2 separate regions of the Mus musculus genome follow, and region 1 is linked to region 2. A link is a loop called in an ENCODE intact Hi-C map of the cell type or tissue named here. Cell type or tissue: left cerebral cortex. All regions are shown on one strand. Links, peaks and the distances in the headings refer to the core of each region. The heading gives the core; the rest is flanking DNA.

Region 1 (9,079 bases), core at 773-8,772, 78 kb after region 2:
GTTCTGGGACTTGTGGGCATATCCACAGAGGCTTTCCATGACTGGGGTGTAGGCGTACCGGATATCTGCGGCATTTCCCACAGCCTTGAATCCTTTTAGCATCTGCCCATGAGTGACAAAAAGTACATCTTTTACTGACATAATCCTCCCACTCCACTCTCTTTCCTGATGGCAATATATCTAAATCACAAGTTTACAGAAAACATCCACACCAACGAAAGGTTAGATGCTTCTATTTTGAGGAGAAGGAATAGGTTAGGTACAGCCATGGAGGGAGGGAGGGAAGGGAAAATACCTTAGTCATCTTGATCTTATAACGCTGGTATAAGGTGGTCTCGTTGATTTCTGGGGAACCCATGAATTTAGCCCTTATGACTAGAGGAAAGGAAGGGGAAATGGGGAATCAAATGGGCAAGCAGCATGAACCCATAGCAGCAAAGCATATATACAGCATAATTCAAATGGCTTCCACATCAGTTGATTCATCTACATATTGTCTATTCTTTTAGGCACTGTTTTAAGCCCTTTTCATATATCCATTTATTGGCTTACTCAACAAATATTTTGGAGTGCCTGGTGCCAGCCACTGTTCAGGGTGTTAGGGACAGTGACCCAAATACAGGAATCCATTTCCTTATGGAGCTCACATTCAAGCCAGGAGGAGACAGACTAACATTAAGTAGCCAGGCATGGTGGCACAGGCCTGTAACCCTAGCTCTGTCAGAGCCTGATGGAGGATCACTTTACTCTGAGTTCAAGACTAGTCTAGACAATTTAGTGAGAACCTGTTTAAAATAAAAAATTCACCAAAAAAAGGGTTGGGTTTGTAGCTCAATTGTGCAGTATTTGCCTGGATCCTAGGTTCAATCCCCGGTACCAAGGGGAAAAAGAAAAAAAGGTATGTGGATTGTTACAGGCTATTAAGTGGGTTAGAAAATTAGAATAGGGAAGGGGTTGACAGATGCTTTGCTTGACCACAATTTACTCAGGCTCATTAACCTTCTTCCAAGCTCATTAGTACAGTTTCTCTTTAAAATCCACTTGTAGCGAAGTATCCTAAATTAGGTTAGTGAAAACACCCACCCTTATCTGATTCTCCTCAGTATGTGATGGGGCCACCAGATGATTATACTAGCCAGTTTTCAAGAGACCTAAACTGGGTGTGATGGCACAGACCTGCAATCTCAGCACTTGGATGGCTGAGTGGGAAGGATCAGGGGTTCAAGGCCAGCCTGGGTTATATAGTGAGACCTAGTCTCAAAAACAAAAAGTAAGCTGATAGGCTAGAGAGATGACTTAATGGTTAAGAGCACTTGCTGCTCTTTGAGGTCCCAAGTTTAGTTCCCAGAATCCACATAGGGTAGCTCACAACCATTCATAACTCCAGCTCCAGGGGATTTGATGCCTTGAGGACCCACAGGCACCTACACACCACACATGGAATACACACAAACATACACATAAATAAAAATAATCTTTTTAATGGATTTAGCCTGAATCCTCTTGCCTTTGATATTTCTTCTCAATGGTTTCCCATTCACCAACTCCCAAACTGTTCCTTGGCCATTGAGTTCCATTTGCCCATGTAATGTTGAGAGTTAATCTATCTCCCCCCACCACCCCCATCTCTTGGCAAATTCTAATTGTCATGGTCCTGAATGAAGTCTGCCTGCCTGTGTCCTAAGAAGTGCCATTAACAGCATATGTAACAAAGGTTCAGGAGTACTATGTGGCTGGCATTAAATTTAAAATTAAATAAAAGTAGGCAAGCACCTCAGTAAGATGACTTTTAAGGCAGCCACCCATGTAGATAACTACAGAAAAGCATGTACATAGTACTGGGAGCAGCCAGCACAAAGGTAGGCTTAGGCCCAAGGATGTCAGTGTGGCAAAAGCAGATGTATGGAAGGGTAAGTAGAACTGTCCTAGAGACAACTGCCATAATGAACCCTATTGGATTAAGAGGGACAGAAAGGGGGCCAGACTCACCCAGGTCCGAGTTGCAGAAGGCTGTCTGTGGGTGGGGTGGGGCACAGCTACAGGCCTTACTGGAAGCTATCAGTGATAGCAACAAGAGGATGCCAGATGCCAGAGATGCAAAGGGGGCCATCATGGTATCTGCTGGTAAAGAGTAGGTGTTAATAGGTTCCCAGACCAACGGCTTACATGGCCATTGGTCCTAGGGAGATTTGGGACCTCTTTAGGTTAGAGAATGGAGTTGTGGCAGTTGGTGAATAAGGGAGCGGAGAACGTTGAGAATTTAACAGAATTGGGAAAATCTGACATTTGTGTAGTGATGAATTTGGAGTTTGGGAAACTGGAGAAATATAATGAGGAATTAGGGCTATTAAAATATAATGGGCTGAGGATTTCAGAGATATTGGGGGGTTAGAACAGGTTTGGGGTTTTAGGGAGCTGGAGAAAATGGGGGTTAAGGGTCTTGGGGAATTTGGAGGTTTACGACAATGGTAATGCTTGAGGAATTTGTAGGCAGAAGAACTGTTGAAGTTCCATGAACCAGACATGGCAAAGAGAACAGGGGAGTTACCAGGAACCATAAGGATTGAGGGACAGGCAAGTTGGGAAGTCTTCAAGGTATTAAAGGCTTGTGGGTTTGGAGCACTTAGCAAAGGCATGAAGGAGTCTGGAGAGTCCAGCTTGGGACGATCATTCCAGGCCCTCTCCCGTTATATTCCTCTTTAGCTAACTAGGGATCCTGATACCTGCAAGCCACGTGAGCAGTTAGTCTGGCAAGGGCTGCATGAGCCGCACCAACACAGGCTCCAGGCAAGCCCCAGTTCTGCCAGGACACCCGGCTCCCACTTACCTCTGGTGTGTCTCTAGGAGCCCCGATCTGCGATGATGGCGGCAGGGGCTGCACAGTGGAGAATAAATGTCCATGCGAAGGGCGGAGTTGGCGGGGAAATCACTGCCTCCAGGCTTCCTGGACGCATTACTCATCCACCCACCGCTGGAGTCAAAGCCTAGGGGCGGGCCCCAGGATAAACCCAAAGATACTCCCTCCTCTGCCAGCCAGCCCACTGCGCCCCCTTCCCCCAGCTCCACGTCATGCACAGTCCTTCCTGGCGGCCTTGAAGGGCAGAAGAGAGAGCGCCTAAAGCTTTGTGCCTCTCAGGTTTCCCATATTCCCCAAACTTCCTGTGGCTGAAGCCAATAACTTCTTTCTCACGCCTTTCATCTACTATGTAACAATCTCACAAGAAAGGCATTCCTGTGGATCTGAAATTCTGGTGAGGGGTGTCAGAGGGTGACAAACTAGAAAAGCAGTTGAGGGACATGACATGGGAGAAGAGGCACAAATACATAGTGGGGAAATTGATACACTGGATAAGTCTATGACTTATCCAAGATAGCAGTTGAGTCTGGCAGAACTGGGAGGGAACCGAGGCTGCTTGCAGACAGAGCCTAGGTACCCCAAACCTTGCTGTGGCTGCACACACCGGTGAGGCTATTTGAAGATATCATCAGCTACAAGAGACCCTGTCTTAAACAGAAACAAGACCAAACAGGCAAATAACTGAAGTAAAGATCTTTGTTAGTGTCACAGGACAAAACAGGGATTTAAACCTAGGCTTCCTGACCCTGGAGTCCTAACTCAGGCAGGACACAATCTTGACAAGCAGGGAATGGTGTGGTGAGCATGGGTGGTGGTGGTGGTGGTGACTGATGGTAAAAGAAGTTAGTGAGTCAGTAGAAAAACCATCCCTACTCCATCCTGCCCTGCCCCTTCCCCCACCAACCAGCCCACACCCCTTGTGGGGATGGGATGAGGCAACTGCTGCCCACCAGCTTCCTGATGATGCAGGAGTATTCCCTGGGGTCCTGTGGAAGGGTTCTATGGACTGATTAGCATCTTCAATTAATATAGGGAGGAAAGACCAATAATAATGACAATGGTTGTAATCGCAGCAGGCAAGCTGATCCAGAGAATTAGAGGGTACATAGTCTATACAGTGAGTTCCAGGACAGCCAGCGATACATAGTGAGAACCTGTGACAGAGATAGAGAGAGAGACAGAGAGAATATGGTAGTGGTGATCACAGCTACTTACTGAATGCTTACTGTACATCATTACTAAGGTTATTATGTAAATTTACTTTAGCTAATTCAATTTTATTAACTTAGGTAAATTGGTTCAGAAACCACAGGACACAAAAACCTCCTGCCAGCACTCAACAGGGTACTATGTACAATACACTGTTTTAAAAGGTTTTTTTTTACACTGTGTGTGTGTGTGTGTGTGTGTGTGTGTGTGTGTGTGTGTGTGTGTGTGTGTGTGTGTGTGTTTGTGCCATGACATGCTTGCATTGCTTAAAGGACAACTTGCAGGGGCCAATCCTCTCCTTCCCTGTGGGTTCTAGGGCTCAAACTCAGGTTATCAGGCATGGAGGCAGCAAGCACCTTTATCTGATGGGCCATATTGCCAGCTCAGAAATTTTGTTTGTTTGTTTGCCATTGTCCTCCTTGTTCCTTAATGTTATTTAATGAAGAGGTATTAAATCAATAACAACAATAATAGTAACCAACTCTTTGAAGATTCAGGTTTACTATATGTGTATACTAAGATTTTCTTTTCTCTGAAATAATTGACTTATTCTTCCCAACATATCTGTGAGGTATGATTCATATTTTTACTATTTAGTAAGAAAACAGAGACAGAAAGGAATCAAATGGCCTGTCCAGGAAAGATGGTGAAGAAATTACTGTGGTGGTGGGAGGAGGTACAGAGAAAAGGAGAAAGGGAAGGAGACCAAAATTTTCAACCATCTGATTGTGAAAGTGAGGAGAAAGTGAGACAGGGGGCTGAGTAACTAGGCGGCAGGACTGAGGAGACGTAAAGACAGGGAAAGTCCTGTCTCGCCTCTTCTATGAGCCAGCTTCTGACGACAGCTCTTTAACTATGAAACCTGAGTCAGCACAGTTTTGCCAGCTGTTTACATTAAGGATTCAGATTATTGTACAGGTTTGAAATGGAGTGGGGTGGACATTACAGAGGGATGTTTAGCCTGTGACTATCTGCTAAACTGGATAGGTGTGAGGTTCCCATAGTGATCTGCTGTCATGTGTAAATACCTGATGATACCCAGAGTATTAAGTGCGAGAGCTTGATTATTTCCCTCTGGAAACTGAGGCCCAGTAAGACAGTACCTACCTGGGATTTTTTAATGGCCTTGGGAAGAATAAAGGCCAAGATAGCAGGCTAAAGCTCCCCAGGAAGTCCCAAGGCCCCTGTATGCACATATGGCAGGCACACACTTAGATGCACCCACAGTGTTCAAGCTCATGAACAGAGGAAGCAAAGTAAGTTTGGGAAAATGATCCACAATGCTCAGCAGATGGGAATAGATATTCTTGTATATGAACAGCTCTGTCATGTATCTGTGCCGCAAGGGGTGGCTTATGTCCCTTGCAAGGCATGCTCCATGTCCCTTCCTGAGAGCCAGGTGTGTGCCTGAGTGTGTTGCTTCTGAGAGTGGAAGGTTGCCAATGTAACTATGCCTGTCTCAAGCTTCTCTGTGTGATGAGTAGATGCCCAAGTAGAAAGTTTCTCCCTATACACACACATCTTGGCATTGTTTCCTTGGCCTGCTCCCTGGATGACACCCTTACCAACATCATACCACTCAGTTCTCTGCCTTCCTATGATGTCACTCATTTGGGAAATGAGGAAGGAGATTGTAGAGGGAGGGAGAGACCTGAAGGTCAATCAGTCACCCTTAGACTATGGGGCTTCCTGTGCCTGTTGGGAACTGCCACTGACCCAGAGCCTAAGAATGCTATCTCTACCCTGTCAGTAGGAGGCAGGGGCCCTACATTTGCACATGGGGTATGGTGGGGCTAGAGTCCTCATACTCTTTGCCTAGCCTGGGACACAGGGAGACTTAACACATCTTTGCCTAACACATATTTGCCTGAATATGTGTCCTGAATATGTATTATCTGTGTGTCTGATTTTCTGTATGCTTGTATTACAGATATGGAAAAAAAACATGTTGAATGTCTAGATATACTTTTCATGGACCCAGAAATGTGATGAGGTCGGAGTTACAGCGATTTGGTTATATGAATGCCTAGAAATGCATTCTCCTTCTGTATGTTGTATTAATCCTTCTGTTTGCTGTGGGCATGCCAGTGATTGCTGCATATGTCCATTTATTGTTTGCCTCGAGAGTAGTGTGTGCTTCTATAGTGCATAAGTAGTTCTGTTATATGTCCTTCTTTTATGTAGGTGAGAGCAAGGCAAGGTAGCTCATGTGTTAACTCTAAGAGTCTTAAGAGTGTGGAATATGGGGGGGGGGGCTGGCGAGATGGCTCAGTGGTTAAGAGCGCCGACTGCTCTTCCGAAGGTCCCGAGTTCAAATCCCAGCAACCACATGGTGGCTCACAACCATCCATAACGAAATCTGATGCCCTCTTCTGGAGTATCTGAGGACAGCTACAGTGTACTTACATATAATAAATAAATAAATCTTTAATTAAAAAAAAGTGTGGAATACACGTTGCTTAGGAGTATTGGCTGCTGTCCCATGCTATGACCACATGACCTGACTCACTGGATCTCTGTGAAGCCCTAGAACTAAATGTGATTTAAGTTTCTGGTTGTCTTTCTCAGTGGATGTGGAGTTCTTAATAGATGTGGACACCTCTGGCTTTGAATAGAATTCTAAAGGTGTGTGTGTACATAAAGATGAAGCTTATATGTAAGGTGTGGCTGAAGGCCTCATTGCTGCATGCTAACTACCACACCGTCTTACACACACTAACTCATACAAAAACAAACTTTCTCAGGCTGGAGAGATGGCTCAGTGGTTAAGAACAATAACTGCTCTTTCAGAGATCCTGAGTTCAATTCCCACATTGTGGCTCACAGCCATCTGTAATGGGATCTGATGCCCTCTTCTGGTGTGTCTGAATATATGAAATAAATAAACAAACTTTCTCTATTCTGGAAAGTTCCCTCATCCTCATCTAAGGACTCTGCATGGGAAATCAGATATGGAAAGCCTAAGGTTTAGAGAGTGGACCAGCAGGCAAGGAGGTGCATTCAGTTCTGAACTCAAAGCTGCTGTGAAACAATTGACTGCTGTTCTGCCTGTCTTTGACTAACCTTTTTCTGGGGAAAAAAATGTCAACCGGTGTGGCTCACACTCTATGGGTCACCAGCTCTTGGAGACCAGCAGAACAGCTCTGACCATGCCTCTTTTGCCTTCATTTTCACCAGCTCAGCAGCACAACATACCCTGTGGTTGTGAAGATGGGCCACGCACATTCTGGGATGGGCAAGGTAAGTTCTAGTAGGTCATATGTACATGTTTGTATAGTACATGTTCTTGGCACTGTAAGTAGTTAGATGTGCATCTGTGTACTCAACACATAACAATAATTCTGTTTGATGATGCATTCTGGGATGTCTTCATCTAATTGGCTTTTGTATTTTCATATTTCGCTGATTTTTCAGCCCATATATTTCTCATGCAACCAGCCAATTTTATATGTCCTGCTACCATGCTAGTGTACCAAGCATTTTATATATTATATATATAATAGCTCTATTGAAATGTAATTCCACATTTTATTCTACTCCCCTGTTTAAAATGGATAATTTGAGATGAGGATGTAGTACAGTGGTAGAGTGCTTGTGTAACATGTGAACATCCCTGTTTGGTCCCCAGCACTGCAAAAAAGTGGTCTTTAACATATTCAGAGTTGTATACAAGCAATTGTATGTTTGTGTGCACATGTATGAAATAGGTTACCCATAATTATGTGTGCTTGGGTGCCTTGGCATATCTACTTCGTATTTGTCTACACATTCCTCCAGATACATTCAGCCCTCACTCCTGCCTTCATCCATGCCTACACCCACAGGTCAAGGTAGACAACCAACATGACTTCCAGGATATTGCAAGTGTTGTGGCACTGACTAAGACATATGCCACTGCTGAGCCCTTCATTGATGCTAAATATGATGTGCGTGTCCAGAAGATTGGGCAGAACTACAAGGCCTACATGTGAGTAGAGAGGCGGGCCTTGTGTGTGTGTGGAGGGGCTACCTCGTGCATCTCATGTCCCACTAAGCCTCTCCCCCCCCCCCCACTAGGAGGACATCAGTGTCGGGTAACTGGAAGACCAATACAGGTTCTGCTATGCTTGAGCAGATTGCCATGTCTGACAGGTGAGACACATAATTGAGGAGTGGGAGTAAGGATGGAACAGAATCATCTGAGCAGAGCAATGACAAGCTATCCTGCTCCTTGTCTTGGCAGGTACAAGTTGTGGGTAGACACGTGCTCAGAGATTTTTGGGGGACTTGACATCTGCGCAGTGGAAGCGCTGCATGGCAAGGACGGAAGGGATCACATTATTGAGGTGGGAACACCCAGGGATTGGTGGGCACAGAGGGAAGAGTGGCTGCACAGAAACGATGGGCTAAACTGGAAAGCATTTTGTGACTCAAAAGTCCTCCAGGAAGGGTGGTGGAACTGTAAAGTATTGTGTGAGCTGGGACATCCCTAGCAAATGACAATGGTAAAAACTTGGGCATCTTTGGTGAATGGGCAACACTTGCTAAGATATAAAGTGCTCTGTGAATAGAGATATCTTGGTAAATGGCAAAGCACTTAGTTAACCTTGAAAATGTCCTAGAAACCACAACAAAGCACTCGGTAAAAGACAAAGTACCCAGTGAAAGCTGGGACCAACAGTACATATTTTATGCTTTGTGGGCCATGCAGTTTGGCACTCTGATTCAGTCCCATAAAAGCAGCCACAAACAAGATGGAAGATTTGTGCAGCTGTGCATATGGATACAACTCATGTGTTTATGTCTATAACTTTTAAGTACACTGAGTTTAAATTTCATATCTTTTGCACACATGAAACCTTTTTCCCCAACCACTGAAAGCCATCGGAGGCTGGGTGCAGCGGGAAACGGTAATCCCAGCACTAATGAAGAGTTTGAGGGTAGCCTAAACTATGGTACATGCCTGTAATCCTAGCAACTTGGGAGGGTGAGGCAGGATCCTGCCTATGATTTTAGGGTTAGACTGGTGGTTTT
Region 2 (9,079 bases), core at 708-8,707:
AGTTGGCCACCCGCAGTCCATCAATCCCTTTTAAGCCAATTGTGTTACAGCTCTGTTAGTATTCCTCCACCACCCAGGCCCCTGTGCTTAGGATCCTTGGCATTTTGTCCAATCAGCAAGCAGGAGGACGCTTGGCTCCTCCCATGAGAGCCCACGTGAGCGGTGGGGAAACGCAGGGGCGGCTTCTGGTTGCTGCTTCTGCTGTCGCCGCCACCACCGCCGCCGCCTTGGAACCGGGGCCTGGGGGGCGGTGGGGCCTCGTATGGAGCCCCCGCCCCCCGGAGCTGCCACTGCCACCGCCGCGCCACTCGCAGGTGAGCCCAGGCCCACAAGGTGGAGGACCCTGTCCATGACCCCACGTATCCTCACCCCCGCGCAAGGGATGTGGTTTGGCCCAGCCTGCTGGTATTTGGCTCCACTACCATCAACTGATTGCCCCTGTGTGTGCATTGCCTGCTCCTTTTGCCCTTTATAGTAGATCTGAACGTGGGCTAACATCCTGCTGTCTGTATAATGGATCTGTCTGTGAGCTTATGATTTTCCCCACCCCAACTTAATGGACTCGTCCGTGGTCTTGCCCTCCCCAACCCCCACTTATTGGAAACCAGTCTGTTGCATTGTCCAGTCCCCCTTTAGTCGTAGCTGTGTCTAAAGTGTTTCCATTTCCCCTAGCCTCAAATTTAAGGGGAACCTTCTGTGGCTTTGTTTACTGAACCCCTCATGTTTATTGTAGTGAATCAATCTGTGGCACTGTTCCCACTTAAGACACCCCATTGTTTGTTCAACAGTGAGTCCACCTAAGTTTACATTATTGCCCCCCTTGAGTCCCCAGTGCATAAGCCCATGACTTTATCCACCTCCTCCCATTGCCCCCATCTTACTGTGAATTAGTTTGCATGCTTGCATTCATATTCCTCTAGTTATCACCGCCCTAACTTTTCTCCCTTATTTGTAGACTCCAGTCTTTGAGCTGCTTCCTTTTAACAGTGGGTCAGTTTGGTGCTTTGCAATTTTTATTTTCATTTTCAACAGCCCAGTCTATGGCCTTGTCCTATCCTTCACTTTAATTAATTATTATGTGATGGCTTTTCTTCTCTGCGGTTGTATAGGTATCAGCTTAAACCACATCTCACTTTTGTAATGAATGAGTCTGTTCAGAAGCCTTCTGCCACCCCAGTGTTTACAGTCTCTCAAATCCTCAGAGCTTGCAATCCCTCCCCAAAGGGGATAGATAGGCTTTGTACTTTATTTCCCTCCTCCTCCTCCTATGTATTGGGTCAGTCTTCTCTGCCCCCATCTCCTAGGAAGTCCTGTGTACTTGTAAAACCCAGGGACTTTTAATATATGCCATGTTCCTCATAAACTCTCTTTTTGTTTGTTTGTTTTTTGTTTTGTTTTTGTTTTTTGTTTTTTTTTCAAGACAGGGTTTCTCTGTATAGCCCTGGCTGTCCTGGAACTCACTCTGTAGACCAAGCTGGCCTCGAACTCAGAAATCCGCCTGCCTCTGCCACCCAAGCGCTGGGATTAAAGGCGTGTGCCACCACTGCCCAGCCCTCATAAACACTCTTAGCCACTAGGCATTTTACTTTGCTATAGTTCTCAACTATAGTAGTGGTACTATTGCTAATGACAGTCGGATCTAACTTTATACTTTACACTTGCTGTGTACCAGGCAGTATTCTATAGTCTCCAGCTTGCTTATAGTCTCCAGTCTTCATCATAGCCCTGTGAGACAGATAACTGAGAAAACTAGGGCATGTGGGTTCACAGATGGCCCAATAACTACTTAGATAGGGGAACACTTTTGACATGCCCCTCTCTCACCTCATTGCATCCCATATGAGGGCACATTCCTTAACAGCCAAATTAGTTTCAATCACCCAGCTTTTGTTTCTGCTGTTCTTTCTGACAACAGAGCTGTCTCCATTCTACTCTGTTCTCAGGACCCATCAGCTCAAGTCCTAGCAGTGGTGTGACTTTACATGAATGACTTAACTACTTTCTTCCTGTACTGGGCTAAAATGGGGGAGTCAGAACTATAGCCTTTCCAGTGTGAAAAAAATGTGTGGGTTAAACAAGTCACCTCACTGACCTTATCTCTTTCATCTCCACATTTCAGATCCATGCTATAGCCATGCTAACCTCACTGCTTCTCAAAAACAGCCGGTACAGGCCAGCCTCAGGGCCTTTGCATTAGCTCTTCTTTCTCCATTAACACTACTCCCACATCTCTGTATGGTAACTTTCAAGGTACTGTACACTTGCCATACCCAAAGGAATTTTTTCACTACCCTGTGCAGGGAACACACTAAAGATATTTGTAAGAATGTCATTTGATTTGTGAATAAAATGAGCGTAAAGGAAATGTGATGTTGGTGATATGAAAAGGCACAAATAGAAAAGATGTTTCAGAGAGTGCTTTCATGTCTTTGCATCTTGGGTAGTGTAATTTTAGTAAAACATGTATTTGTCACACTGGTGCTTGGGATATAATGTATAAAGGTATATACATAAAAAGGTTTCAAATATCATTTTTTGTATCAAAGTAGTCAACACCCACCTCTCTTTGACTATCTGATTTTGTATACCGAGCAGGGTTCAGATCTCTTTCCTGCTTGCTTTGGCCCTTTATACTCTGTCATGGTTAGACATGCTATATAGCTTATATAAATAGATATCTGTCTATCCTCCTCAGAATAAACATCCTATGGGAACTTACAGGCTTTATCTGCCCTTCATGTAAAAATATACCTCTGTACAGTAGGTGCTTGGAATAATCTGCTGCACAAATTAACTTGGGGGGTGTAGTATCTAGACGATGAATGATGGCTCACGGCTATATATTTCCAGCATGGAAGACCAAGAGAGAATTTACAGGAAATAAAAACTAGCCTGGGTGACATAGCGAATTCCAGACCAACCTGAACTACAGAGTGAGATGCTGTCACAAAACTGACAATGAAAATTGTATCCCAGACATCACCAAGGGGAGTGCAGATAAAAAAGGGAATGTAGGAATTAATTAAGATGTCAGTTACGACTTTTTAAATATTTAACAGCTATTTACTAAGCACCTAGTGAGTACCAGGCACTTATTGTAGATGCTGGAGATATAGAGAAGCAAAACAGGCAGAAATCCCTGTACATAGAAAGCAGGCAGGCATTACTAAAAGTGAGGGAGACAGACTGTATAGATAGGTAAAATGAAATACCACATTATACAAAGGCTAAGGAACAGACATGAAGTGGGGCAAATAGGACTAGAGTATCAAGGTATTTGAACTCTTAGAGACAAGGCATGCTACACTTGGAAATGTGACTCATAAGTTAAGGCCTGAAAGAAACAAAGGAGTAAGCCATATTGTGTAAAGGAAGAATGTACCAGAAAGAACACTCAATGCAAAGACCCTGAAGCCCAGATTATGGCTACCATGTTCAAAAGCCAGTGTGACTGGAAACAAGTTGAGAGGGAGGGATAGAAGTCAAGGTCATAGAAATTATGGAAGCCAGATGGTGAAGTCGTACAGAAAGTTAAGGGGGAGGGAGAAGGATGCCATACAACCTAAGGGCTAATGTTTATTGCATTTCTAGCATGTGCTACAGACAGTTTTCTAAGTACTTTACATATATAGAGACACATTGAGTCCTCATTTTTAAAAAGTATTTTTTGATTTGAGAGTAAGATACCCTATTTTACAGATATAGAACAAGGCATAGAGAGGTTGAACAACTTGCTCAAAGTCACACAGGCAGAACAGGGCAGAGTATGAGGCTGTGAAGATCAGCACAGAACAACTTTGCAAGAACAAACAAGTTACTCCATGCATTGGATCGTGCAGAGGAAAAACTCTACCTGGCAAGAAACATTATGGCCTCAGGTAGACACTTTAGAGCTTTTATATATGCTTTTCTCTTTATCAGAATTATCCTTCCCATGGACATCAATATGACTTGCTACCTCCCCTCCACCAAACATCGCTTCTTCAGGGAAGTGTCCTACTTGTCACTCTGGGATCTTGCCTGTTTATGTTTTCTTTGAGAACTGGCCTTGATTGGCTAGGGGTGCTCAGTTTGACTGCCAGCATCCAGCAGCTCCTCCAAGGGTGAGACCTTAGGCAGGTTACTTAACATCTTTCTCCACACTTCACTCACTTGTCTGCAAAATGGGAAGCATAATACAGTCCACCTTTTGGAGGGTATTATTATTTTGTTTTCTTCCTTTTTTTTGAGACATTTCTTACTGCCCTATGAATGTGTGGATTATAATATGCAAGGGCTCCTGTCTGTTGTGTCCTAAGCTGTTTTAAGGCACCCAGAGAATGAGGTGAGGAGTGGAAAGAAAGCCTTCTGGGAAGGGCAGGTAACTAGGATTCCTGGTAAGGCCTGTGTGGGAAAAAAAAAAAGCAGCAATCAAATTCAGCCTGTCTCTTTGATAAGCTAGTAGTTGATCAGATTTCACTCAGCTGCTGGGTTCTGGCATAGCTCAGAGGAGGCGGTGAAATTGCCTGTTTTTGCCACTAGGGGTCACACTGCACTCTATAGGCCTCTGAAAGAATCTGGTGTTGGGAATATTTAGTCCCTTAGAGCTGGGGGGGGCGGGGGCGGGACTCTGATCCACTGTCCCTCGGCACTCTAATTTGGACAGCTGCCTAACACTGTTTCTGCTAAAAGAACCTTGAACTGGCTCAGACATATGAGGATCATACTATAATTTCATGCAGATTAAAGAATAAAGCTATAAATCTAAATCATAGGTTCTTCAAAACCTTAAAAGGTTTATTCTTAATCCTTAATCCAACAATCCGAGCCAGGTGGACAGCTGGTTGATTAAGTCCCATCCTTGCAGGGACTTAAGCAGGTTCAGTGTTAGTTCCAGTTTGGTTATAGGAAAGGGTAATGGTAGGATAACAGGTGAACAGTGAACATCCTTCTAATGAGGTGATAATTTGTTTTGCTTTTTTTATTGAACATAGATTTCTCTCTATCCCCATAAACTGTAAGATATCTATAGGTATAGATATCTACCTATAGATATCTTACAGTTTGCCCCCATCTGTATTCCTCCCAGTTCTTTCCCACCTCCCCTCCCATTAGAAAACAAACAGGCAGCAGGGTAGTCATGGTGTGGTACAGGCCTTTAATCCAGGGCAGCCAAGAGGCCCTGTCTCAAAAAAACAACAACAAAAAGCCAGGCAGTGGTAGCAAGTGCCTTTAATCCCAAATCTCAGGAGGCAGAGGCAGGTGGATCGCTGAGGCCAAGGCCATCTTGCTAGTTTCAGGACATCCAGTACTATACAGACCCTGTCTCAAAATAAAAACAGGAAGGAAAGAAAGGAAAGGAACAGAACAGGCTTCTAAGAGATAATAATAAAATATAATAAAAGAAAAGAAAAAGAGCCCAAGAGAAGGCCCAAGAAACAGACCCATTCATTTGAACACTAGGGAATCCCATAAAACACTAAATTGGAAGCCATAATATATACACAAAGGATCTGATGCAGGTGGTTAAATGCTCAGACTCCTGAAACTGGTCATGGTGACCCATGCCAAGTATCTCAGTACTAGGGAAGTGGAAGCAGGTAAAACAGGAGTTCAAGGTCATCCTCAGCTGGATGGCAAGTTTGAGGCTTTCCTGGGCTATCTAGACCCTGTCTCTAAAAATAAATAAATAACAAAACCACTTAGACCCCTGAAGGGTGATACTTGGGTCAAATGCAGGAACTGTCACAACAGTGAAGTCACTTGGACATCTTTTCCCTTGTGTAAAATTAGTGATATTGTAATAAGAATATCTCCTTTCCAAAAGGAAAAAAATGCCTATTTTTCTGAGTTGGGATGAGAGATAAGTGAGTCAGTGCCTATAAAAATAACAGCCCATGCCTTTATCTAAAACCCCATAGACCAGTTATATTTCAGAATTGTGAATTTTTCAGTTTAGAAAGGTAGCATGGTGCACATATGACATGTTACATAACACCTTCAACCAGCTCTGTCACCAGCTGCTTTTAGATCGCTGCACCAAAATGTATGAACAGTCATACTAAGCAAAGATCAATAAAAACCAGAATGGGCCTTGCTTTCTTTCCAATCATGTTTTGTTGCCAAAAGAACTAAAAAGAAGCCTTCGTTCTTAGACTGTTTTGGATTAAGGAATAGCAGAAAAAAAGATTTGTGAACAAATTAGAAAATATTTATGTAAAGTTTATAACCCAAGCATGTTAAATTTAAAATTCACATAATAATAATGATACATGGTCTCTATAGATAAGTATATTACTATCCCTGTTTCACAGATGAGAAGATTTGTAATACAAAATAAGTATAATGAATTGGCCAAAATCCCACAGCTAATAACTAGCAGATCCAGGATTTAAACCATAAAAGTCTAACAGTTTAGGTTGATTGTGCAGTAGGCAAGATGGCTTTCTGCTTAGAGCAGTGCTTCACATAAAGAGTAAATACATACTTGTTTTTAAAAAGGCTCATAGCCAACCATTGGATTGAGCACAGGGTTCTCAATGGAGGAGCTAGAGAAAGGACTGAAGGAGCTGAAGGGGTTTGCAGCCCCATAGGAAGAACAACAGTATCAACCAACCAGACCCCCCCAGAGCTCCCAGGGACTAAACCACCAACCAAAGAGTACACATGGAGGGACCCATGGTTCCAGCTACATATGTAGCAAAGGATGGCCTTGTCGGGCATCAATGGGAGGAGAGACCCTTGGTCCTGAGAAGGCTCAATGTCCCAGTGTAGGGTGGAGAGGCGGGGTGGGGGGTGGGGAAGCACCCTCATAGAAGCAGGGGGAGGGAGGATGGGATGGGGGTTCCCAGAGGGAAAACTGGAAATGGGGATAACATTTGAAGTGTAAATATATAAAATATCCAATAAAAATAAAAAGAAATTAAAAGGCATGGGTTCCGGGTGAAGCTCTGTGATAAATCTTGTACTTAACATGCATAAGTCCCTGGATTTGATCTCTAGCACTACAGAAAGAAGTAGCTGCCTTGTTTGCTGGGGTGTGTGTAATCTCAGCACTTGGGAAATGGAAACAATAGCATCAGGAACTTGAGGACAGCTTGAACTACATAATACCCTATCACAATGCAGCAGCAACAATGGCAAAAAGAGAGAGAGAGAGAGAGAGAGAGAGAGAGAGAGAGAAGATTCATGTGGCCTCATCCTTTCCTGTGGATCTAAAGGCCTTTAATGGTTACTTCAGTGATGCAGGGTCCATGTTCCTGAAAACAAACCTTCACCATGGCCTTGTAAGCAACTCTACTAAAATTCATTGGATCACAAAAAAGTCATAATATACAAAGAAGCCTAGTTGGGAAGAGGAAGATAATCAGTGGGAAGGGAGGGGAACGGGATAGGTTAATGGAGGGAAATTTAATCAAAGTCATTATATTAGAAATGGTATAATGATGGCGCACGCCTTTAATCCCAGCACTTGGGAGACAGACACAAGTTGATTTCTGAGTTCGAGGCCAGCCTGGTCTACAAAGTGAGTTCCAGGACAGCCAGGACTACACAGAGAAACCCTGTCTCGAAAAAAACAAAAACAAAAAAAAAAAGAAAGAAAAAGAAATGTTATAATGAAACCCATTATGTATAAATAATAGAAACCCACTATGTATAATTAATATATGCTCATCAAAAAGAAAAAAATTTAAACGCTTAAACCGTACAGGAACAATCCCAGGTTAGAAAAATTGGGGGATCAAGGAACAGAGAAGAGTACGTATTCAGATTCAGGAAGGCTTCATAACGCAAAGGACTTTTCAGTGGGTCCTCTTCGTCGTTTTTAGAGGACGACTGCTCAAAGAGGAAAGGAGCTCCATGTACAGTGAACAGTACTTGCAAAGGGCTACCAAAAGGCACATCCTAGAAAAGTTGATAGGAAAGGGGAGAGAGAGAGAGAGAGAGAGTTAATGTGAGTTAAGTTATGGATATTACACTAGTTTTCTAGTCCCGCTATATAATTTATTCTCATTGAAACTATACATTTCTGTAGATGCATTGGTACATACCTGTATTCCCAGTACTCAGGAAGCTGAGGCAAGAGTTCAAGACCAGCCCGGGCTACATAGTAAGACTCTGTCATTTAAAAAAATATATAATTTATCATCTGACAGAAGCCCAACACTGATCTTGCCAGGCTAGCATTAAAGTCTAGCAGGACTTTTAGTCCTTTCTAGAAGAGGTTTGTTTCCTGCTCATTCAGGTTGTCCCTTTAGTTGTAATGCTGATTTCCTTACTGGCTTTAAGCTGAGGGTCATTCCAGATTTGTGGAGCTGCCCAATTTTCCTGTCTTAGAGCCTTCTCCAGAATCAAGAAATAGCAGAGAAAGTCCTTCTGCCATTCTGCCCTAAACTCTGTTTTAGCCTCATTTCTCTGCTTTGAAAAGAGCTCATACAGTGGTTGACCTCAAATAAAGCCAGAGTGATTGCTATATCTTAAGGTCTGTAATCTTAATTTCATCTCAGAATTCATTTATGCTATGTAGCCTAACCTGGTCACAGACTCCAATAACTAGGATATGGAACTCTTTGGGGCTCGGGTTGTATTCTGTCTTCCCTCTGGCTCCTAAAGATTCACATGCATCAAGGCTGGACTGAGGGCTCAATATAAAGAATGCTTGCTGCTCTCACAGAGAAGCAGAGTCCAGTTCCCAGCACCCATGTTGGGCAGTTTATAACTGCCTGAACTCTAGCTCCAGGGAATCCATTGCCCTCTTCTGATCTCTCTTGGCACCAGCACACATGTGTACATATAGTCACATGGACATACTCACATATTTTTTCCTTTAATTCTTTTTTGTCACACATGTAAAATACAAGGGGCATCCAAAGCTACATGAAGAAGTTTAGGAGACTGTTTAGGGAATAGTAGTGAGATTTGGGAACAGATGTGGAGGCAAGGTAACAAGAAACGAATCATTTTTGCTCTCTTCCAGGTACTCCTGGAATGGCGTGAGTGCTTCCCTAGTGATGGACCCATCTGTGACGCTGTGGCAGTTTCTGCTGCAGCTTCTGAGAGAACAAGGTAATGGCCACATCATCTCCTGGACCTCACGGGA

The links. Hi-C counts contacts between places; a loop is a spot of excess contacts. Peaks named below come from ENCODE experiments on the same cell type or tissue, not always from the same donor. Only the 100,000 strongest peaks of a DNase experiment are listed, where the experiment ranks them.
Region 1: it touches region 2 in a loop (4-fold over the local background); 3 of 42 quality-filtered maps call a loop at or near these places.

Annotation. Positions count from the first base shown.
Region 1 is chrX:20,864,073-20,873,151 of GRCm38, reverse strand. It overlaps Syn1 (synapsin I), which reads left to right. Exons shown (of 13, transcript NM_013680.4): 6 at 7,244-7,306; 7 at 7,891-8,033; 8 at 8,123-8,197; 9 at 8,289-8,391. Timp1 (tissue inhibitor of metalloproteinase 1) reads right to left here and starts at 2,986. Exons shown (of 6, transcript NM_011593.2): 1 at 2,828-2,986; 2 at 1,990-2,118; 3 at 296-375; 4 at 1-102. The coding sequence starts at 2,113. In left cerebral cortex, for the core only: no CTCF peak of the experiment used is centred there; DNase peaks (open chromatin) are centred at 2,972 and 5,435; H3K27ac peaks cover 599 bases.
Region 2 is chrX:20,941,675-20,950,753 of GRCm38, reverse strand. It overlaps Elk1 (ELK1, member of ETS oncogene family), which reads left to right and starts at 146. Exons shown (of 6, transcript NM_007922.5): 1 at 146-314; 2 at 8,957-9,079. The coding sequence starts at 8,991. In left cerebral cortex, for the core only: a CTCF peak has its summit at 4,512 (motif pointing right); DNase peaks (open chromatin) are centred at 4,512 and 5,946; H3K4me3 peaks cover 648 bases.